3 separate regions of the Mus musculus genome follow, and all the other regions are linked to region 3. A link is a loop called in an ENCODE intact Hi-C map of the cell type or tissue named here. Cell type or tissue: gastrocnemius. All regions are shown on one strand.

Evidence for each region. A loop is a pair of places that touch in the nucleus more often than their neighbours do. Peaks named below come from ENCODE experiments on the same cell type or tissue, not always from the same donor. Only the 100,000 strongest peaks of a DNase experiment are listed, where the experiment ranks them.
Region 1: a loop joins it to region 3, with 13 times the contacts of the local background. A loop is called at or near these places in 37 of 42 quality-filtered maps.
Region 2: a loop joins it to region 3, with 8 times the contacts of the local background. A loop is called at or near these places in 4 of 42 quality-filtered maps.

Annotation. Positions count from the first base shown.
Region 1 is chr9:90,443,466-90,451,465 of GRCm38, reverse strand. No RefSeq gene overlaps it. Among named protein-coding and RNA genes, the nearest start is that of Gm39398, 12 kb to the left of the region's middle. In gastrocnemius, a CTCF peak has its summit at 4,285 (motif pointing right); no DNase peak of the experiment used is centred here.
Region 2 is chr9:90,264,889-90,272,888 of GRCm38, reverse strand. It overlaps Tbc1d2b (TBC1 domain family, member 2B), which reads left to right and starts at 2,120. Exons shown (of 13, transcript NM_194334.2): 1 at 2,120-2,537. The coding sequence starts at 2,178. In gastrocnemius, no CTCF peak of the experiment used is centred here; DNase peaks (open chromatin) are centred at 2,105, 3,430 and 3,700; H3K4me3 peaks cover 2,491 bases; H3K27ac peaks cover 4,130 bases.
Region 3 is chr9:90,202,431-90,210,430 of GRCm38, reverse strand. Tbc1d2b (TBC1 domain family, member 2B) reads left to right here. Exons shown (of 13, transcript NM_194334.2): 11 at 578-763; 12 at 2,537-2,658; 13 at 5,209-8,000. The coding sequence ends at 5,404. Among named protein-coding and RNA genes, the nearest start is that of Adamts7, 43 kb to the right of the region's middle. In gastrocnemius, a CTCF peak has its summit at 5,884 (motif pointing left); DNase peaks (open chromatin) are centred at 3,748 and 5,878; H3K27ac peaks cover 1,339 bases.

The DNA.
Region 1 (8,000 bases), 240 kb before region 3:
TGTATTAAACATTGTTAATTTAGTGTATTAAATATCATTACTATTTTAATATTAACAGAAACAAAGTAACCTAATTGATTGGACCTAGTTAATACTTTTTTTCTTTTTATTAATTGAAAAAACTATTTCTATTTCAAAAATATAGCTATCACCAAAATGGAGGGAGGTTTTTTTGAAGATTTAAGTTTTGTCAATTTAAAAACTAAATTTCTTTTATTCATATTATACTGAGTAAGGTGAAAAAAAGTTTTTACAAAGATACTGACTCTGATTCATTTGAAAACTAGTTTGGAATAAGACAGGGGTTCTGGGTAAGAAAACAATCCTACCAACACAGTGTGTGTGTGTGTGTGTGTGTGTGTGTGTGTGTGTGTGTGTGTGTGATTAAGGACATAATATACTCATCATAACTTTATTAAAACCTAGATTACCATTACTTTATAACTTAGGTAATAGACTAAATAAAATGCTAAATATCATACATAACTATACTGGCTCATTTTTTGTGTCCACTTGACACAAGTTAGAATCAGCAGAGAAGAAGGAGCCTCAATTACAGAAATGTCCTCCTGAGATCCATCTGTAAAGCATCTTCTTAATTAGTGGTCAGTGCTGGAGGGCCCTGCCCACTGTGGGTTGTTCCCTCTTAACTAGTGGTCAGTGCTGGAGGGCCCCGCCCACTGTGGGTTGTTCCCTCTTAACTAGTGGTCAGTGCTAGAGGCCCCACCCACTGTGGGTTGTTCCCTCTTAACTAGTGGTCAGTGCTGGAGGGCCCCGCCCACTGTGGGTTGTTCCATCTCTGGGCTGGTAGTCCTGGGTTCTACAAGAAAGCAGTCTGGGCAAACTATGTGAAGCAAGTCAGTAAGCAGCACCCCTCCATGACCTATACATCAGTTCCTGCTTCCACGTTCCTGCCCTGATTTAGTTCCTGTCCTAACTTCCCTCGGTGATGGACAAGGATATGAAAGTGTAAGCTAAATAAATACTTTTCTCCCCAACTTGCTTTGTGGGCATGGTGTTTTGTTGCAGCAATAGAAACTGTGACTAAGGCAATAACCAGTTTTAAAGCCATCTAATTATAAAAGACTTAAGAAGCATAAATTAGGAGAATATTTTACTAACTTGGAATGTTTGATTATCAGTGTTTTTGAAGATGAATATTTTCCAATATCAATTTTCAATTGAAGGTGGCAGGTCTGAGGTGAGAAATGTGAATTTAAAAGTTCACTTCCTTGGGTTTAGGTGCACAAGTGAGTAAGAAAGAGTAAGTAAGAATATACAGAGAGAATCTTTTTTTCCTCCAGATTCTGAGGCAATGCCTTTTTCTTTCAATTGATGAAACCATCTGGTTTTCTTTGTCCTTTATTTAGAAAATATTTTTAAGTAATTTCGAATTTTTAGTTATGACAGTTAAAATAGATTTTAAAATCCTTTATAATAGTGTTTTTCTTTAAAATGTGATTTTTAATTTTTTTTACTTCTATTTTCATACAATCTAGTCATTGCCCCTCTCCTGGTCTGCCCTCCCATAGTTCCTCATCCCATTCCTCCTTCTCCCTGTCTCCAAGAGGATGCCCTCCCTCCCACTACCTCCAGGTCTCCCACTCCCTGGGGCCTCAAGTCTCTTAAAGGTTAGGTGGATCTTCTTCCACTGATCCCAGGCCTGGCAGTCCTCTGCTGTATAGGTCAGGGGCCTCAGACCAGCTCCTGTATGCTGCCTGGTTGCTGGCTCAGTGTCTGAGAGATCTCAGGGGTCCCAGTTCGTCGAGACTGCTGGTCTTCCTGTGGGGTTGCCATTCTTCTCAGCTTCTTCTAGCCTTTCCCTAATTCAACCATAGGGGACCCTGACTCCAGTCCAATGGCTGGGTGTAAGTATCTGCTACTGTCTCAGTCAGCTTCTTGTTGGGCCTCTTGAAGGGCAGCCATGCTAGGCTCCTGTCTATAAGCACATCATAACGTCAGTGATAGTGTCAGGCCTTGGAGCCTCCCCTTGAGACGGATCCCAAGTTGGGCAGGTCACTGGATCATCTTTCCATTAATCTCTTCTCTATTATTATCTCTGCAGTTCTTTTAGACAGGAACAATTCTGAGTTGTTTTTTAAAGAGATTATGAATGTTTACCAAAAAGGGTAAATCTTAGGAAGAAGCTAGAGCTTTAGTTAATTTTGACATTTTATAGGTATTATTTGCTTAATAGGCTAAAGTTTATAAACAGATTAAATATTTGTGCACTAAAGCAAGTTCCATGATTGTTATGTTAATGTTGTAGGAATTGTCCAAGATATTCATAAGGCAATGGCTATCTAACAAGCAGAAGCTTTGCCCAGTATAAGATATGAAAGTAAAAGTCTAATCAAATGTTTTGAATGTCTCATTTAATAAAAGAATACAACAAAGCCCTTGTTGTTCTAAGCCTGTCTTTTATATAAACATTAGATTAATTCTTAAGAAAACCTCACTGCTGCAAACACAGAATCAAACATTGATTTTATCTCATATTAAAATTTGACCTTAAAAATTAACAACCTTTGTATGATGCTCAACTTTTAAACCATATTCGCTTTGTTCAAGCTTTATTTTCACAATATTTCTACAAGATACTTTAATCTTACATTATTCTCATCCATTTTCATTTTGGAATAATCGTTATCTTGCAGTACAAAGTTCTTTCTTATCACAAAGCATTTTTTAAACTTCTATTGCCACAATTATATCTCATAACTATAACCTTTGTATCCCCTTTTTAAAAACATAATAGTTTTTATCATTATTATTGTTATTGTTTCCAAAAGATCTAGCAAACAAATTTTAACATTATAATTTTAGATGAAACTGCAGTAGGCTGTACCATGTTTTCATAGAAAACATGTGTGTGGTATTTTAAACATGTAACAATTATAATATGGGAAAATAAGTCAATTTGAATAATTATTTGTCAAAGACTTAAGTCATTACAGCAGGCACTTTAAAATACCTTTTGTTTTAAGGAGATGAACAGTATTCCAAATATATTATCATGGCATAATACATTAAGATTACCTGTAAAATTTAAGATGTTTTAAGATGTCTTCTGTATGTCTTTAAGCTTTTTTTCAAACGGCCATTTTTCAAATGTTTGAAGTTATATCTTACATTATTTCTAAGACGTACTTTGAAAACTTTTCTTGTGTTGTTGTGACAGTGGTATCAAAATATCTTTTAAAACCTTAAAATATTTTGTTTTAAAGCATTCAAACAAATATATAAAACATTTAAGTTCAGCTCTAAGTTACCATCTTGATCTTTGCAATAATGAGTTGGTCATCTTGGATGAAGGAAGTTTTCTGATAGGAAAAACGATGCCTTACATGGAAAGTGATCATCCTTCATGTATGCCCTCACGGAGCAGAGGCCGTGCTGCAGACCCAGAACTGAGACGAGGACCCAGGAGACAACATCCTGGGCTGAGCTGCAGGGTTAGATACATATATTTTCTTTTAAGAAAAAAATTTTAAATTGTTATTTAAATTTTAAAACATGTTAATTTCCCCCAAAGAAAGATCTAGGGCCACTAGCCATGTCTTTGTTTTACCAAAGTGATCACATTGGTTCAATATTCCTTTTTCATACTTTGCAAGTATTCTTCGATTGACATCCTGGACATGTGGCCAAGCTTACTTAGCCTTTCAGGGCAGTTGAAGCTGAATTTTTTTTCCCCTTAAGCTGGGCTAATTTAACTGCTCTGTTTTATATGAGAACTTACTCATGAGCCAATTTGATACCAAGTAAATGATATATGAAACATAAGCACACATAAACAGTGTATAAATACATAATCACACAAAAAGACAGCTTTGAAAGACCAAGCAAACATATACATCACATATTTTACATATAGCCTACCCATACGAGGAACTTTCATTTAAGTTTTATACTAAGAATATTTTGGAAAAGAGATTATAGGATTTTATGGTTCCTATTACTATTATATAAATGAAATAAAAGTTTTATTAATACATATTTATTTAGAATATATTTTGGAAGGAAATCTTATTAAATCTAAGTATTTAACATTAAATTTTATAGTGTAATGTATCTCTTATCATGACTCTACTGCTCTAATGATATTGTCTTATATAAACAAATCGCATTTTAAGATTAACAAATAAATTGCAGTTTTGTCAGTTGGTTCTTGGCCTCACGAATAAAAGAGTTAGGAAATAGATCCACAAGAAAGCTGAAGAACAACTCTTAAAGTTTGGGAGACAAATACTGGGCAGGAAGATTGTAACTCTCTGCAGCTACCACAAGGTGGAGTAGAAGAGAGAGGTTGTGCCCGATTTGAGTTGGGCCAAGAAACCAGGCAGGCTCATCAATGGAGATAATCAAGCAAACACACTGTGGCACTAAGAGATGGGTTTCAGGGAAAGAATTGGGGAAGCTCAAAGTGTCAGCGTCAGCATACTTAGGTTTTTGCCTAGTATCTGAAAGAATAAATGATTTCTGAAAAGAATGAGAAATGCAAAAGGTCGGGTTCCTTCGAGTAACTCAGAACAGGCAGTCTCCAGAGTACCACTTGATAGAGACTCTTAAACCATCTGTGGGGGAAGGAGCTTTTCTGAAAGGATAAGTCTTCTTAGAGGGCTAATTAATCCTCTCATCTCACTAGCATGGCTTCAAGTGAACCATCTTTCCTGAAGGATGGTATTCTCTCAAAGTGACTGACAATCTGGGCCGTCCATTCTTTTTTGTTTTGTTTTGTTTTTTATTGGATATTTTATGTATTTACATTTCAAATGTTATCCCCTTTCCCGGATTCCCCTCCAGAACCCCCCATCATACCTTCCCTCCCACCCACTCCCACCACACCACCCTGGCACTCCCCTACACTGGGGAATCAAGCCTTCACAGGACCAAGGGCCCCTCCTCCTATTGATGCCTGCTGCATATGCAGCTGGAGCCATGGGTCCTTCCATGTGTACCTTTGGTTGGTGGTTTAGTCCCTGGGACCTCTGGGGAGGTCTGATTGGTTAATATTGTTGTTCTTCCCATGGGGTTGCAAACCTCTTCAACTCCTTCAGTCCTTTCTCTCACTCCTCCATTGGGGTCCTCGTGCTCAGTACAACAGTTGACTATGAGCATCTGCCTCTGTATTTGTCAGGCTCTGGCTGTCCATTTTTAAAAGGAGTGAACCATAGCATGTCACATTTTGGGTAGTTTAAAATGTCATATCTATCTCTACACAGAGTCGGTGGTAAAACCTAGATCCCAGTCTTTGGACATACATGTTGTAACTTTATCTTAATGGGCTTCAACATAGCACAGACACCTCTACCTTTTCATATAGCAATGTGAACCCTAAGGCATGACAAAGCTGGTGTTTACCTTCCTAGACTTACCACAGGAATGGGAAGTGCGGTTGAAAGTTGACAATGGGGTGGAGTAATTCATCCTGAATAGCCTCCAAGATGGCTAATCCCTGTATCAGTTGTATAGCAACACAACAGAATCTCAGAATAAATGGTGGTTTTAAACTGAAGGTATTTGAGAACTTCAACGGATTAAAAAAAAAAAAGAGGAGTCCCATTTTCTTATGTTTCTTAATATATTTTAATTAAAATATTACATCACTTCCCCCCCCCCTTTACTTTCCTGCTTCTGACGATTCCTGTGTCCTCTCCCCCAGTCCCCCTCATGCCCCTCTGGCTCCTTCTCAAGTTGATGACCTCTTTTCTCTTTTTACATATTTATGTGTATATGTGCACAAATCTATAAAAAACCATCTCCTGAGGGCGTTCCTATTGTGTATGTGCATGGAATTCCAGGGCTGACCACTTTGTATTAAATAAGCAGTCAGGGGTCTCTTCCTTGGGAGAGCCGCCTTCTGCTGCTTTAACTCCCTCCCAGTGTTTCCTGGCTGGAAGTCCTACTCCTGTGATACACGTATTATTAATATATATTTTTAAAGGCATTACTTTTACAAAATGTCCAAATATAATTGATTACATTCGGCTTGTTGCAATGGATTCTTTCAGAGGGACAAGGAAATTGACTGTTACTCCTCTGAAGTCCAGAGCTGCCTGTAGTTCTTTGTCTAGGGGTTGGCACCCATTGAGATTTCCAGACCCTGCATCAGCATTTCTATTGACACGTTGGGTTTAGGCTGCCCTGTCTGATTCTACCCCTTGTTCCCTGGCGATCCCTGCGCCTTAGATGTGAGAGTTTTGTAGAAGATGTCTCTTAGGGCTGAGCTCCCCCAAATCCATTGATCTCTGCATTGTGTACAGCTGTGGTTTTCTTTCCAATTGGGGGCACTTTTAATAATTTAGAAGTATTGGTTGTAGACTTTCTTTGAAAGTCTGGTAGAATTCTGCTGTGAATCCATCTGGCCTGGGCTTTTTAAATAGGAAGATTTATTATTATTATTATTATTATTATTATTATTATTATTATTATTATTATTATTACTAAATCAGTGTCCTCCTTTATTATGAATTTCTTTGACATATTTTTCTCTTCTTGGTTGGTTGTTTGGGTGAATTAAAAACGCATCCATGTCTTTAAGAATTTCCAATTTAAAGAAGTATGGGTTTTTAAATTATTCTCTTATTCTGATTTTTTCTAGGGGGTGAGGGTGTCTACTGTAATGTTTCCTGTTCCTTCCTGATTCTGTTCATTTGGGCCATGTCATTCTTTGTTTTGGTTGGTTAGGCAAGGGTCTGCCAACCTTTTTATATTCTCAAAAAAAAAAAAAACATCAGTTTTAGACTCTTTGATCCATTATGTTGAATTTTTGTTTGTTTCTGTTTCACTGATTTCTGCTGTTTCATGCTGTCTATTGGACTTGAATTTGGTTTTTTTCTTGTTTTCCCACATTCTTGACTTACACTATTAGGTCATTTATGCTCTTCCTGATCTTTTACCTCAGCCACTTGGAGAAACAAAGTCCCCTCTCTACAACCACCTTTATCACGTTCCAGAAGTTTTGCTCCGTTGTGTTTTCATTTTCATTTAGTTGAAGAAAGTTATTTTACTTTCTTCCCAACTTCTTCTTTGACCCATTCAGCATTTAGTAATGAGTTCTTTAATCCCCATCAAGTGTATGTGCTTGCTGTAGATTTGTTTACAGTTGGTTTTAAACTCTACTTCATATGATTTAATAGAACACATAGAATCACTTCCGTTTTTATGAATTTGTTAAGGTTCATTTTGTGTCCCAATACGTGGTCTATTTTAGAGAAATTTCCATGGTGAACAGACTGGATATTCTTTGCTGCTTCGGGGAAACAGTCTGTAGTTATCTGTTATGTCCATTCAATATAAGATGTCATTTAGTTCTGAGGTTTTTCTGTTCATTCTGCCTACTGGATGAAGCAGTATGTTTAAAGCACCTCTTATTGGTTTGAGTTAATCTTTATCTTTAATTCCAGCTGTACTATTTTATGAAGTTGGATGCACCAGAGTTTGGTGCACCCAATTGCCATTAGGATGAAAAATACAATGGAAACAGGCAACCTCGGGAGATAGGAGGTTGCAGGTGTCAGGGGGGTGGGGAACCTCCAGAATGCACCAGAGACCTGGGAGGGGAGAGACTCTCAGGACTCAAAGGGAGGGACCTTAGATGAAATGTCTGACAGTAGGGAGAGGGAACTTATAGAGTCTACTTCCAGCAGGAAGACAGGACATCAAGTGAGGGATGGGGTTGCCATCACACAGTCACAACTCTGACCCATAATTGTTCCTGTCTAAAAGAATTACAGGGATGGAAATGGAGAGGAGCCTGAGGAAAAGAAGGTCCAGTGACAGGCCCAAAGTGGGATACAGCTCAAGTGGAGGTCCCAAGGTCTAACACTATTACTGAGGCTATGGAGTGCTCACAAAAAGGGATCTAGCATGACGGCACTCTGAAAGACCCAACAAGCAGCTGAAAGAGTCAGGTGCAGATATTTACCCCCAACCAATGAACAGAAGCAGCTAACCACTGTTGTTGAATTAGGGAATGCTGAAAGAAGTTGAGAAGA
Region 2 (8,000 bases), 62 kb before region 3:
AGCCCACTGACTGAACTCAGACTGGCTGTATCCTTCTGCCTCACACATCATCTCACACATCATCGACACTGCCCAGGTCGACTCTTCCCAGCTCTTCCCCTTTCTGTAGCATTTCAAAGTCATACCCATCCTGATGGCCTTCTCCACAAGCCAATTAGTCATAGGCCCTTGGATCCACAGAGTGAGGCTCAGATTGAACTTGGTTCCCCTCACTCGCTGGAGCAACCCAGCTGGCACGAAGCACAAAGGACTCTAGCCTACTGCGCACATAGACCGGTAAGACTGACAGATTCCTCTCTCTGGATCTGCTTACGGAGGAAGAAGCAACACTAATGACAATAACAATGGCAGTAAACAAAAGACTGCCACAAAAGGAAGTTAAACAGCCTGATCTAAGCTTCAAATGGGCAGTCTACTTTGGTGTCCTTGTCTTTTCTGGGGTGTGTGCGCATGCGTGCACATGCGAGTGAGCGCTCCAGAAAGAGAGAGCGCACTCGCACATGCACGAATTTAAAATAAGCAAGAGGGGGTGCATAGGGTTGGAGAGATGGCTCTGCAGCTAGAAGCACTAGTCCCTCTTGAAGAGGTCTTGGATTTGGTTTTCAGAACCCACGTGGTAGCTCACCATTATCTGTAACTCCAGCTCTATGGGATCATGCACCCTCTTCTAGTGGTATATTTGATATGTCCTCACAAATATAACTAGAATGTCTACTTCTCTTTGGGAAAGGTGAGCTTTGTACTCATCCTTCCTTCGCCTGGAATGCTGTTCCCCTCCTCAGTCTCTAGTTACCGTTCCCCCTCCCATCTGACGTAGGTCTCTGCTCACTTCTTAAGATCTGCCTCCTCTGACCAACCTACAAAAGTAGCTTACCTTCATCTTCCTTTACAAACTCCATCCTTTTACTATGTTTTGTTTTGTTAAGCACTTAAAAACACCTTGTGAGGTTGTTCTGAGGGTTCAAATAAGTTGATACAGGAAGTACTAGGAAGCTGGGTGGGGCTAGCACATTCCTGTAATCCTACCACTTGGGAGGTGGAGGCAGGAAGATATCCAAGGCTCAGTGCCAGCCCAGGCTATGTGGAGAGAGCTTGTCTCAGTCCTACATTCCCGACACCCTCAAGTAATCACTGGCAAGTGATGTCTTATAGTTAGGGTCTCTATTGCTGTAATAAAGAACCATGACCAAAAGGCAGGAACCTGGAAGCAGGAACTATGGAGGACTGCTCCACACAGCTTGCCCTCTTATGACTCGCCCGTCACTGTTTCCCCAGCCTGCTTTCTTACTTCATCCAGGACCACCTGCTCAGGGGTGGCACGGTCCACAGTGGGCTGGACCCTCCCACATCAATCATCAATCAAGAAAATGCCTCCCAGACTTGCCAGCTTCCCCCCCCCCCCAATTAAAATTCCTTTTTCCCAAAGGACTATAGCTTGGGTCAAGACAACAAAACACTACCAGCACAGTGGTATTTTAAGCAACCATCCTTATTTCCAGGTCATAAGGGCATTTGTGCAGCAAAACAACTTCTATTTGTTTGCCTTTTAAAATGTGTGAATTATTGTTGTGCTTTATTAGAATATAATCTCCATGAGGCTAGGAAGTCACTGCCAAGTCTCCAGTGTGTGAATCCTACACAGAACGCCCTCCATAAATTTTTTTTCATTCAGTGAACAAACCAGGATGTAGAGAGGCAGTACATACTTTGGCTTCCATTCACAAACTCTACAAATATTTACCGAACACCCACTCTGTACCAGGCAACAGGCGCTCTCATTTTCGTAGTATGAGCCTATGACTGGCTGGACACGGATTTTAAAATCAAAGCTTATTCGGAGTTCAGGGCAGTGTTAAGTAGACTTTCCTTAGTTTTTTTTTAGAAACCCACTCGTGGAATCCACGCTCGCATAAAGAAACAGAACTTTTTCTCCCGGGATAGGGCGGACCTTGAATGCCCAAAAAAACAACTAGTAGAGGACGGGTGGAGCTAGCCTGGATCGCTAAAGAACCCAGGCTACCCACGCTGCGGGGGCGCGGCGGGGGCGGGACTACAAGTCCCAGGCTGCTCAGCGCGCCACGGCCCTGCGGAGGGCGCGGCGCGGGGAGGTGGGCGCTGCGGCGGCGGCCCGGAGGAGCGCGGGGCGGGAGCGCGGGCGCGGGCGCCGGCGGCAGGCCATGCCGGGGGCCGGGGACGGCGTGGAGGAGAGCTGCAGTGGTGGTGAGGGAGCGGTACCGGGAACAGGCTCGGAGGCTGGGGCGGTGGCGGGACGGGAGCCCTCGCGGCTGTGCGGCTACCTGCAGAAGCTGTCGGGCAAGGGCCCGTTGCGCGGCTACCGCAGCCGCTGGTTCGTGTTTGACTCGCGCCGCTGCTACCTCTACTACTTCAAGAGTCCCCAGGACGCTCTGCCGCTCGGCCACCTGGACATCGCCGACGCCTGCTTCAGCTACCAGGGCCGCGATGAGGCTGCGGAGCCCGGAGCAGATCCGCCCACACACTTCCAGGTGCACAGCGCCGGTGCAGTCACCGTGCTCAAGGTGGGACGATCGCGCCCCGGTGCCCACTCGTGTCCCGTCAGCAGATTTCCCCCTCCACCTTCCTTCCTTGTCCCAAAGGCCTCCTCCTGTCCTGCCCAAGCCTCTCTTTGCCACTGCCTACTCTGATTCCTTCCTCATTCTTATCTTTTTTTGCCCTTTACCTGTGCTTGGACTATGAGGCTGAGTCAGGGTTGGGGGTTACACAGCTAATCTTTTGACACTTTGACCCATTATCTCCCGATACGCCTTTCCTCGCTTCCCTCCTGTGTCCACGCTCACCATTCCTTGGATGCTGTGGGAGACCCTCCCACAGTTGCAGGCTTCCACCCTCCATCCCTGCCTAATTTATAACTCCTCCTGTGACCTTGGGTCCTCTGAAAGACCCCTCTGTGCTTCAGCTGCCTGCTCTGTAAAGTGGGGACAACAGTATTGGGATTAAGTGGTTTCCACTCTCAAGTGTTTAGTAAATATGGTACATTGAGTGCTATAGCCAGAGGCAAGTGATACCAGGGCCCCGGGAACTAATTTGCCACAGCCCCCTCTAGAGAGGTCGGGGTACTCCAGCAGTGCCCACTCTTGCTTCTTGGAAAAGGTGGGAGGGGTTGCTTCAGCTTATGGGAGGCTTCCTTAGGCTTCCCCAGAGAGATTTGAGTATTGGAGGCTTGGCAATGGTCACCAGTCCCGGGGCAGCATTTCCCTGTTGCTGAGAGTTCTAAAGGCCAGGACCTTGACATCTCCTAGGAATGGTCCTGTTTGGAGCACCCAAGGGCCTGGACCCCTGGCCTAGGGCTGGGCTGCCTCTCACTCTGGGCCTTGCTCCCCGCTTGGTTCCCTGAGTCTCCACCCTCCTTTTTCTGGCTTCTCTTCCGTCTTGCAAGCTGGGCTTTCTCCAGAGCCACAGGGCTGGGCTTGAAGCAGCAGCCCTCTCAAAGCTGGCCAAGTGGAGAGTGGCCTTGTGAGCATGCAACTGTTCCTGAGCTCTGCAGACCGTGCAGCAGCTGGAGCTGTTCCCTGAAGCCCTTTCTCAGAGCTTTGTCGACTCAGCAGAGTCTGACTGGGGGAACAGGGGTGGAGGGGGGGGGGATGCTGTGATGTTCCCCCCCACTAGCAGATGCATAAAATGTTTCTCTAAAGGAAGCCAAGCAGGCCTGCAGTTCAACTTGAGGTAACTCAGTGTCTGTGTAAACTTGGGACTGGCTCCCAGAGCGTCCACAGGGAGCTTTGTCAGAGGCAGATGCTTGCCCTCTGTGTACATGTGGACCCTGGTGAATTTCCGGTGGAATTGCCTGTGAAAAAAAGAAAACTGAGCTTCCTGTTTCAGATTCTCTCAGATAGCTTTAGAACTCTCTCCCTACCAGGTCTTTCATTTTTTAAAAGCATCTAAGCAGCGGCAGCATCTGCCTAAGTGAAGTTACAGTGCTTAATGGACGGCTTTGGACCTGGATAGATTTGAACTTGCAGCCTGAGTCATCAACCATGTGGATTGGACACATTTTATCACTTCTCTGTCTAGTTCCTGCTTTGGTCTAATAGGAATTTCACCCCTCCCCCGCCCCCACCCACCCACCCCCCCCTCCCCCCGCCCTGTGGATGGCAGCAAGGGCTCTAGGAAACATTACGGAAAAAGGCTGGCACGTTGTAAGCACTACCTGGCAGACATCTAAAACAGCAGGCACTGTCTTTGACCGAATATGTGGTATAGTCTGTTGAATTAAATATTAATTGGGGACTACTTAACAATAGTCATTCTGGTCATATAACAGAATGTTATGGGTAATAAACAGGAAATCAGAGTTGTATGTGTCAGTCTGTCTGTCACAAATGTAAAACTGAGCAAGGAATAAGTTACAGAAATGATACCTTTTATGTAAGGATTAAGAAGTTTATATGCAGTATCAACCTTAAGGATCTATGCTGTGCCCTGCAGGGAGTTGGGAAGCTACGTCATAGAGACAAGCCCTGGTTTCAGGGTGGTAGATAACTCTGATAGGAAGATAGGATTATGGAAGGGGATGGATATTCTAGGGCTTCTACTCTGGCTCTGCAAGGCATTTCACCTGAGACTGGGTCATAGCTGCACCAGGGTTGATTGTGTTTTACAACGTATCCTTCCATAGCCCTGGTCAGCCTTGCACTCAGAGTTTCAGTGCCTCTGCCTCCTGAGAGCAAAGATTTAAACTTTTTTTATTTTACATATATGAGTATATGTATATGTCCTGGTTCCTGCACAGGCCAGAGAAGAAACCTGAAAACTGGAGTTAATTACAGTTGTGAGCTGCAGTGTGGGTGCTGGGAATTGAACCTGGGCCCTCTGTAAAAGCAGGTGCTCTTAAGCTATTACACTTCTGGCCCCTGATACTGTTTTGTTTTGCCTTTTTAAGAGGAGGAGGGGGACACGTTCTCATGGGTTACTGACCCACCTGATTTTCATTCAGATTTTCACAGGCTTCATGAATATTCATGCAGACCTTTTTTTTTAAACTTTCTTTTATTTTATGCCTACATTTATGAAAGTGTGCCGTGCCTGTGTGTGTGTGCTGTGCCTGTGGAGACCAGAAGACTTAATCAGATCTGGAAGCAGAGTTACTGACAGTGGTGAAATACCAGGGAATTGCTAGGAACTGAACCCTGGTCCTCTACGAGCGCAGCAAGTGCTCTTAACCCCTGAGCCGTTTCTCCAGCCCTCATGCAAGACGGTTTCCTATGGAAAGTTAGAGTGTTGGTCTGACAGAGGTGGTGGGAATGGGAAAAGGCAGGGCTTTCCTGAAGAGAAGGGCATCTGAGATTCAGGGGCCAGAGTCAGGGTGGCTTTGTTCTCTAAGTGGATTTTACGAGACTGGGAAGAACTGCTTAAGAGGACCTACATTTGATCCCCAGCACCCAAGTGAAAGCTGGGCATGGCATCAATGTACCTATAACCCTGCTGGAGAGAAACAGGGTCCCTGGAGCTGCCTGGCTAACCAGTCTAGTCAACTGAGGGCTCTAGACACAGCAAGAGACCCTATCTCAAAACATCCAACATTAATTAATCTCTCTCTCTCTCTCTCTCATAAGCATAGGGACAGGCACATACATACATACATGCATACATATACACACAAGGAGAACTTCAGGACACAGTAGTTCCTCCTGAGCTGCTAGAGTAAAAAATGTACATTGGAAAAGCGGGAAAGGACCGGTCATCCTCCTTCTCATGTGATCTGATTCCCGTGAGCATGGAAGCTTAACACAAAGGCCAGGAGAGACCGCGGTTTCCAAAGAGCCGGTGAGGGCTTATCCCTGCTCCAGTTCGAGTCTGCATATAACTGCAGGCGCCATTTCTTCTGGAAAGGATGAGTTAAAAAGAGAAGAAAAGCAGTGATTTGCTTATTACGTATCATCATGTGTTTCTTATTTTAAGCATCTTGCAGCCTTCTCCGGAGAAGCTGTGGCTTCATTGGGCTTTTTCAAAATGCCTGACTGCTTAAGTCTTAATGAAAGCTGAGACTGGAATTTCTTGGTAAACTCCTCTATTCTTAAAGTCAGGGATCTGGTCCAGAGCCCTATTTTACAGATGCAGGAAAGGAGGCCTGAGAAGGGGCTAGGATCTGCCTGAGATCACAAGGCTAGACTCAGGCCATCTGAAAGCAGAGTCTCTGGCAACGGGGAGTGTTCAAGTCCCATTATCTGCTTTGGCAAATCTTCTCTCCAGACTTTGGGTTCTGTCTTGTTTTGGACTAGGTAAAGTCTAGTGGCTTTCTGCCTTCACTCAGTCCCTTGTAATGCAGCGAGTACCTAGAACCTTGTCCTGTCTGGTTCTGCTAGCTGGAGGCATTTTAGCTTTAATGTAGAAGCTACTGCAAAGGCCTAGAAGAGGCAGGTGCTTCCTGTGGAGTGTATGCAGGGTGCTAGAGGCTTCTTTTCCAACTTTCCTGGGACCAGAGGCATACCGATATTTCTAGATTTGAACTGGTATTGGGAGTTAAGAAAGCATGTGACTGAATGTGGGCAAAATTAGGACGTCCTTGCCCTAGCTGATCTCTGCAGTCCTTGGAGCAGGATATATCATCATAGTGGCCACAAAAGAGTTTCCTCCGTGTTCTCCCTTTCTTGTAAGCATTTGGTGCTCACGTGGACATGTGTGTGTTGCCTGTCCGTTTCCGAATCACACGTAACTGAACAACTACGGATCCCTACTCTTCAGCCCCGTTTTGTGAGAGAAGTGCCCATTCCCTGGAGCTGAGCGGCTCTCAGCTTAATGACAAACATTTGTTGGTGTGGGTAATCATAGTGTGCTGGACACAGAATAGATGTGGTAAACCAGTCTCCCTTGCTGAATGCTTCTGCTAAGCTGTTCTGCACTCAGGCGTCTGTGTAAGGTCGTGAAGCATTATTTAATTCTTAAGATGTGGGAACTTGGCTTTTCATTGATGTGTTATGGTTTCTCAGGGAGGCAGTTCCTTAAAGGCAGGCATATCTGTTCAAGTTCCTAAGATAGTAGCTTTCTGTCTCTCCCTGCCTCTCGCATACTCCTTGTTGTAGGGACTCTCTCTACTGTGCCATGTCTAGTCTAGCTCTCTGCCAACTTTTCAGAACAGTGCCTTACATAAAGTAGCTCTGTGCTGTAGACTGAGTGAATATTTATTATCTTTCTCAAAGTTGATATGGAATGTGGGTCTTCATAATTTTTTTTTTTTTTTGGCCTCTGTAAGGTCAGAGCATAAAAGTGTCCTTCCTTAGACATTGAATGAAGACTGGTTGTGTGTTAGACACAGGAAGTGCCAGATCACACATTCATATGTCCTTGCCAGTCACTGATGCCTTGGCATTCAGAACTATGAAGAATAAATTTCTGCTTAAGCCACTCGGTCTATGACAGCAGTATCATCGTCATCATCACCATCTTCATTTGCATGTGTGGTGTATGTGTGTGTGCATGGCATATGCATGTGAGTGTTTATGCAAACAGAAGCCAGGAGGACATTTGGGGCATCTTCCTTTATTGCTGTCTGCCTGTTCCCTTGAGACAGAGTTGTTCACTGAAGCCAGTAAGTTGTTGGGTTCTGCCTTTTTGTATCATACCCACCCCAACACACGCACATGCACATGCACATGCACACACACAGAGTCACAGAATACTAGGGTTACAGTCATATACTGCCATGGCCAACTTTTTACGTGGGTGCTAGAAATTCAAACTCAGGTCCTCATGGTTGCATAGCAAGCTGAGCCCTCTCCACAGCTCCAGTGAAGGTCCCTCCCACCCATCCACCCCCCCACCCCCCCACCTAAACTAAAACAAGAAACCCAAGCCAACCTTTGTTACCTGAAGGAAAGTCATTATCACCAGTAAGCATGGATATTAGCGTGACCTCTGACCCTTTAGACCTGATCGTCTAGAACTTTCAAATGTACAGATGTTTTAAAAACATGTTTGCCACATGTCATGAGAGTGGCTGCCATTCAGTAAAAAGCCAGGAAATG
Region 3 (8,000 bases):
CTCACAGCAGCACAGTGGGTAAGTCAGCTATCTCTGCCTATCCTTCAGAAGAGTACAGAACTGTTTAGAACATCCTTTGTAGGTGGAACTAACTCGGATTCACCTGGGATCCTCTAACTCGCGTGTTCTTTCTGCCACCCTGCCCTGTCAGACCTGCTCACTGCATGGTGTGAGCAGTCGTGTTCTATTTCTTGTCCGGCGCTCATGCATCTAAGACTGCCTGTATTCATAGGAGTGTTGGCAGGCTGACACCAACCTACCAGCTCTTTTCACTAGCCTGCTTCCACATAAGATGCTGAGTACAGGAGCTGCTTTCAGGCTGGAGACCATTCCCTTCTCCCCATACCCTAGGGAGAATGACACATAGTAGTGGCCTTGCAGAATTTTCGGTCAGCTGCTCCTGAGACACAGAGCAGCCTGGCTCTATGATGTGCCCCACATGGACATCCAGAAGAGCTGTGTTGCTGCACGTCCCCACGGGCTCCACCCTCTGCTCTCAGGTGGCACAGCTGTTCTGGCTTGCTTGCTTCGTGCCCTGCCAGACCCCAGGCCTTTCCGCCCTCTGTGCCCTCTCCAGGTGGACCAGCGGGTGTTCAGAGACCTCCTGAGTGAGAAGCTGCCTCGACTGCACACCCATTTTGAACAGTACAAAGTGGACTACACCCTCATCACCTTCAACTGGTTTCTGGTGGTATTTGTGGACAGCGTTGTCAGCGACATCCTCTTTAAAATATGGGACTCTTTCCTTTATGAGGGACCAAAGGTGAGTGGGCTCTGCAGCTATACGCACTCGTCGGACTGTGACAGGCTGTGTCAGTAGTGGCAGAATGGCTGATTCTCCTGGAGCTTGTGAGGTTACCACAGCACCAAACTTACCTCCCTGTGATGGGTTCCTGCAGGCCTTGGGAAGCAGCAGTCACATGCTCATCCGTGAAGACCCTCAGCCTGAAGCTAGGCATGGTAGCTCCCAGGGAGAGCCTGTCACAGAGTAACCTAGCATGATGCTCAGTAGCTGAGTGGGCCAGCCCTTGCTGTGCTCATACAAGGCCTCTAGGTTCAGTCCCTGCCCTCCAGCTGCCCACCCCCCCAATACTGCACTATACCATAGCACAGCACACCAAAAGTAAACAAACAAGTGGCTGGTGGAACAACGTAGCAAGCCCCTCCGACCTCTATAAACGAACAAATAGACACACTAAATAATAAATAAATAAATAAATAAATAAATAATGTTAAGTAAAAATAAAAACTAAACATAACTAAGAAAATATAGTAGGAAAACAGTCTGTCTCCTCAATTTATATGTTGTCTTTCATGTTTCTTTTTTTCTTTATTGGATACTTTATTTATTTACATTTCAAATGTTATCCCCTTCCCTGGTTTCCCGTCCAGAAACCCCCTAGCCCATCCCCCTTCCTCCTGCTTCTTTGAGGGTGTTTCCCCATCCACCCACCACTCCTGCCTCCCCGCCCTGGCATTCCCCTACACTGGGGCATCGAGCCTTCACATATTTCTTAAGCGTTGCTTTTAACTTTACTGTGTCTTGGAACTAGTTCTGTGTCAGCACATAGAGAACCTGTTTCGTAACTCACTGGAGTTTCCTCGTGCACCATAGCCCCTGATGGTGGCCACTTTGGTTGCTTCCAATCTCTTGCTGCTTCAGAAAAAGCTACACCCAGCTCTCATGGGACTTTTCATCTCTCTGCATGTGTGCAAGTGCATTATAGATTTAGCCCAGCATTGCAGGATCAAAGGTTGGTCCATGGGTAGCATTGAGGTAACAGATGACCACTCAAAAGGGCCTTTTGCAGTCACCCCATATGCAGATTCAGTGTCCAACACAAAGCATTGCCACTTTTATAGTCTAATTTGTCATTAATACAAAGAACTTTCAACTAGAATCATAAACGCTGCTCCTATTGGGCCATAGGTGAAGAGAACCATGAACAATTTAACCCTATAAATACCACTTACTAAGTATCATACAGTGTGGGCTAGAGTAGCCATTCAGGGCTCTTAGATGTGGAAATAGCAGTTTGTTCCAAAGCTGCCTGAACTTGTAAGATCACCAGGAGTTCACTACCCCCCTAGCCTTCCCCTTAGTACCCCAAAAGCAAATCAGCAAAATCCACTGTTATTTCACCATATTGAAAAGGCGGTCAGAACCAGCCGAGACTATGCCTGGCTCTGGAGTTGGCAGTTTCACATTTTCAGTCAAAAAAGCCCAGGTTTTGATCTTATGTAAAAGTGGTGTCTAGATATGTATTCTTTGTTGACTACAAAGGTTAGTTAGCCAAAAGTGAAAGGATTCCACAAGTCAGTCAGTCACCTTACCTCCTAGGAACACGGCTGCCTTGTCGGAAACCACAAGTATTTGTTTTATTGTACCTAAGGGCCTTGTCCAGTCCTGGAAGTCACCCTTCGGTTCAGGTGTCCGCCCAAGGGCAGGGCCCTCAGGATACTTCCTCTAGCCAGCCCCAGGGAGAACTTCAAAGCCCAGCCTCGTGCAATTACCGTTTCCCTGGCTTTCCTGCAGGTTATTTTCCGTTTTGCCCTGGCACTTTTTAAATATAAGGAAGAGGAGATCCTGAAATTGCAAGATTCGATGTCCATATTCAAGTATCTGCGTTACTTCACTCGGACTATCCTCGATGCCAGGTGAGTCCACAGGCTCCTCAGACTCGGGGTTGTCCAGGGTGCCGTGGTGCTCTTTCCTAGAGAAAGAAATGGGAAGGGCCATGTGTTACAGGAGTGAGATGGTAGATAAAAAGACAGCCCTGAGCGCTGAGGTTTCCAGAGGGAACATGCCTTTCCTGATCCACAAACGTAGTGTGAGGAAGCCCAAGCCGTGCCTCAGGGATGCCTTGGGGCACAGAGGTGCTCAGAGGAAACATGTTTGGGAACAACGAGAGGGGCCACCAAGTTTGTGCCCGGCTGCTGGGGCTCATGGCTACATCCTAGCCTGGCTCCTTAGGCCGTACTCAGGAATTTTAGCTTCATTCTAATCGTAACAGAATGTCACTGAAAGATAAGAGGATTGAGGCAGGACCAGCCACTGGGAGGGTAGATGGTGACTGTTGAAAGTCCCCAGGAGGAAAGGTGGTGGCCCGGAGTGGGGTGTCCTGAGAGGTGGAGAGAAGTGGGACAGATGGAAGAGATTGGGGATTTTGAAATTGAAAGAACCCTAGGTTTCCAGCTTGAAGAGGAGTCATGAATCATGTCCCCACATGTATACACACACACACCTTGGGCCACGTGGCTATTTCTTGTCTGGGCTGCCATTTTCCCTAGGCCACAATTAGTGGCTGCTCTGGTTCCAGCAGCTGGGGTAGACCTTGGCAACGAAAGTAGTTGGCAGAAGCTATACCAGGTCTCTGGGAGGTCGTCGCTGTTTTTAGGATCTTTCTCGTAGGGAGTACATTTTCAAGATGGCTTTAGGCTTAGTGCCTAACTAAGACTAACTGGATTTGTGCCCAGTGAGAAAGGGCATCTGAAAGTGTTTGCTGTGCAAGACTGGTGAAAGGTTCAGGGTGAGGATTGTGTTCATGTCGCATTGGTTAAGATTATTAAGAGTAACTGAATGAATTCCCACATGACAGTGGAGAGCATTTTGGTTCCAGAGATGGATTTGCCTCACCATGACACTCTTAAGGGGGATGTCAGGGCTGCCTGGAGATAAATCTTCCTCCTCTACTTCCTGTCACCATTGGACAGAACAAGGCAGCTCCCATCTTGCCTGATCCTACAGCGCCCCCTGGTGAATGGCTCATGATGCAGTTTCCCCTTTGCTTTAGAAAGTCAAGGCCACAGACCAAGAGCTCCCAATATGTACATGAGGTCCTGGTCCTATTCCCCCTGTCCTGCAACCTCCCACCTCCTGGGAGGTTGCTGAGGTTGCTGGTGCCTTTGTTCCACCTCCACACTAGAGTTTCAGTATTTTAAGGAGCTGCCCATACTAGCTGTCTGAGGTGAGGCAGTTCCGCAGACTAGACAGGTCTTACAAAGTGGTCAGGCGTTTCCATAGCCAGGTGCATTCAGGAGACACCGGACGATGCAAGATTGAACTGGTTGGTGGCTGCAGGGTCCATGAGAGGCTGGGCATTCAAGGGCAGTGTCTGGGTTCCCCTATTTTGCAGCCCGGGCCATGTTGCTGTTGGCTCTTTCCAACTAGAGGAGTAAAGGAATAATGCCATACCCCCTTTTTCACTTTGGAGCAAGGCCTGAGGTTTCTGGCTTACAGAGCCTGTGGCTCATGTAAGAGAAAGGACAGTGGTAAACTCCTGGATCCCAGTCTCAGTGGCATACCCCAGCTAGCTCACAAGGCTGGGCCTGAGACACAGCTGGGCCTCGTCGGGCCTCTCATAACCTCCAGTACTTGCCTGTCCTAGAACAAACGCATGGAGAACTTGGCCTTTAAAGAAGGCAGGCCAGTCTCACCTTTTCACTTCCTTACAAGAGAAGCTGTTGGAATATAAAGATGAGAAAGGTGCATATCCTTTATACACCCATGCTAAATGGAGCTCAGGCCTTGGAGCAGCAGGTGGCTAACAAGGGAATGAGCCCCTGCTATCAGGGAGCAAGACCATAGGCCTGGAAGAATCAGTTGGGAAGTGACCTATCCCTTGGCATAAGAGAAGCTCTGTCTTTCTGTGATACCAAGGAACCAGTACAACTGACCCGTGAGTGCTGGAAAGCAAAGCCAGGCGTGCCGACTGTCCCTAGCTCTATTTTTATTACAGACTGTCCAGTAGCTGAAGTATTACAAACCTAAGACATTGTTGTCAGTTGGTGCATTGAATGCTGCGTGTACCTCTGTAGAGTGCATCTTGGCCCAGGTCACACTGCAGATAGGATCTGACGCCATCACCATGCCTAGTCCGTTGGTATCAGGACAGTTTTCCAGAGAATCATACTCACTGACCCCTGCTATCTCTGAGTGAACACCAGGCTATTAGTGCCTACTACATGTAGAAACCATATAGAGTACACCTCCCATCGCTTCCAGGGTGCAGATGGAGAATCAGGTCAAAATGGAGTCTGAGCTCACTGTGCCTTCCGCCTCTCTGCATAAGCTGGGCCTGGGTTCCCAGGGTGATATTCCCCCATCCCATGGTACATGTGCCTTACTCCCTTCTCTGGTCTCTAGGCAGTGCTCTGGGCACTCACCTGAGCTCTGCTGATGCTCATCTCTGCCCTTTGTCCCACCAGGAAGCTGATCAGCATCTCCTTTGGGGATCTGAACCCCTTCCCCCTGCGCCAGATCCGGAACCGGAGAGCCTACCACCTGGAGAAGGTCCGGCTGGAGCTGACAGAGCTGGAGGCCATTCGAGAGGACTTCCTGCGTGAGCGGGACACTAGCCCTGACAAAGGCGAGCTAGTTAGCGATGAGGAGGAAGACACTTGAATGGATCCCCACCCTAGGATGCTGCTCTTCTTGCCTTCCTTCATAACCAAAAGTAGCAAAGGCACATCACTGCACATCAGCTGTCAGATTGTAACATCTACAGCCTCTGGCTTCTGCTGGGCAGATGTCCAGAGCTAAGCTGCACTTTCTCATCTCCCATTTCGGGGCAGGGGGCAGGTGGCTTTACAGCCATTTCCGTGTCACATGCATCATATGCTTGCTGCCTGATTGGTGACTCACCGGGTGACTGTTTCCAAGGGCCTGTTTACAGCATCTGCCAGTTGTGTGCGTGTTTCGCCCCACAAAAACTATGTTCCACATCTCCCTATGCTCTTTCTTTTACCCAAGGGCAGCACTGTGGAGGAATGTGCAGGGCGCCACAGTGTGGCTGCTTCCAGGGTCACAAGGTCACCATAAGAAGAGGGACCTCTTTAAAAAGCAAGCACACAACTGGCCTCCCAGGCTGGCGTGGGAGCCCTCTGCTGGTGGCTTGGCACTGCCAGCCGCAGTCCCTTCTGGACTAGCCTTTGCTCTCCTATGTAGCCTTTCAGACTGCAGCACTCCCCCTGATCTGCAGCAGTGCCCACACTTCTCACTGCCAGCTGCTTTGCCAGCTGTCTGTCCCAGATTGCAGTGGGGCTAAACACATCTCCAGGAGCTGCTGTAGGAAGCTCTTCTAGCTGGGAGCTGACTTGTAGACACCATTCTCCAACTCTGGCTGGCTTGGGGTTCCAAAGGGACCTTGCAGTAGACCCAGCCCTGCATAAGGGAACATAGGAAACTCTCAGATCTGTGGCTTGTGGGCTCCTGGATTCAGGGCTCTAGAATCTCTCCTGCCTGACAGCTGGAGTGGGGCTGACTGCCAGCTTCCTGCATCTGGAAGCACCTGGAGTGGTGAGTTCTAGTCTCTGTGTTGCCTGGATTATCCTTGTCTTCAACAGGGATCTGGGGCCACTATGGCCTCTGGAATAGCAGACTCTGGGGACTTGGAACACTTCTTTCTTGAAGCCCAGAGAGGGTTTGAACAAGAAAGGTTATTTTTGCTCAGTCCCAGCGCATCGCTGATGGGTGACTGTCATGAGAAAGCATGTTACACAGTATTATGGGAGCACAAGGGAAACAGCCTTGGACTACTTTACACTACCTGGGGGAAAATTGGAAACAATCCTTAGTGTAAACACACTCAGACTCAGGAGCGGAGCAAGACAGTTTCGAGAAGCGCTTTTTCCATGACCCATTTTCCTGTTTTTGCTGTCTGCTTTCTAGCACTTGAGTGGCTGAGTCCATTTTTCAGTATCTAGACTATGCTTAACTTCTCCAAAAGTTGCTTCATTTATTACCATGTAAAAGGAGCTGGTCTCTCTATTTAGCCAATGGCCTTTGCCTATCTTCAGGTATCAAAAATGTCATCCTTGTGTCTTTAGGATGGTGGTTTGAGGCCTGGTTTCTTCAGGAAGCTTGTCTGGAGCTGGACAGTGGTCTTACTGCTATTCCAGAGCCTCCCTGAGACCAAATGCAGGGAGATGCCCCACCCCCTTGGAAGTGCCGGCTCTCAGCCTTGGGGACAGCTGTTAGGAAGTGCCGCAGGGTAGGGTTGCCCCAGGGCTCAGTTGCCATGTCAGTTTCGTACCAGAAGATGCCAGTCCAGATGTGCATTTGGTGTAAATTTACTGGCGGGTTGCTTTTGTCCTGTATGCTGGTGGAGGAGTCTTTAAAGCACCTGGTGATGCCGGGGACATGGCTTAGAACATGTGCCTGGTGTGTGGGACTCTGGGTTCCAGCCCAGTGATTGGAAACGAAAATCTCCAATATGCATGGGGTCCTGTTCTGCCATTCCCTGAGAGACGGCATTAGTTTCTCAAGCAGTTAGCATCAGTGCTCAGGTAAAAGTCTCAAGAGGCCCCAAGGGGAATGCACAAATGCACACTTAGAGGCTCTCATCCCTGGATAAATGACTCAGTGGCTTCAGAGCTGAGAAGGAGGGCTTGCCCTCTTTCCAGTTTGGGGACAAAATGGCAGATGCTTGTCCCAGAGGCAAGGCTCCGGTGACTGAGCCATCTTCTCCCATTCCCTCATCACGGAGACTGTCTTTACCCTCCTCTAGTGTTCCTGAGGTTCCAGACTTCTCCCAGCCACCGTGGCAGGTACCCCTCATGTCAGGGACTGCCTCGTGCTGCTTTTCATCTGAACCTTTACCCAGCATGCAACGCATGGCTCCTGCCTGGTGAGCCTCGTGGGCTGAGAAAGCCAAAGCACAGCCTCCAGCGTGTGGGTCCAAATGCACGTGCCACAGTAGAGGAGCACCCTGCGCTTGGCGCCCCGTCTGGTGGGACCTACCGATATTCCAACCGTTGACACTTTTATATTTTCACTACATTTTATATTTTTATAGACTATTTTATATTAAGGTTTTTCTAGATCCTGTACAACTTTTATATAACAAGTTCTATTTTGTGTGCACGACTCCCCTGTATGTATTTATATCAACCCGAGCCTCCCAGATTGCAGGTCCCTCTTGTGCCACCTTTTCCTCTTAGCCTTGACTGTCCCTCTCCTCTGCTCACCCAGGTAGCCTCAGGGGCTACTTCTAGCCGTG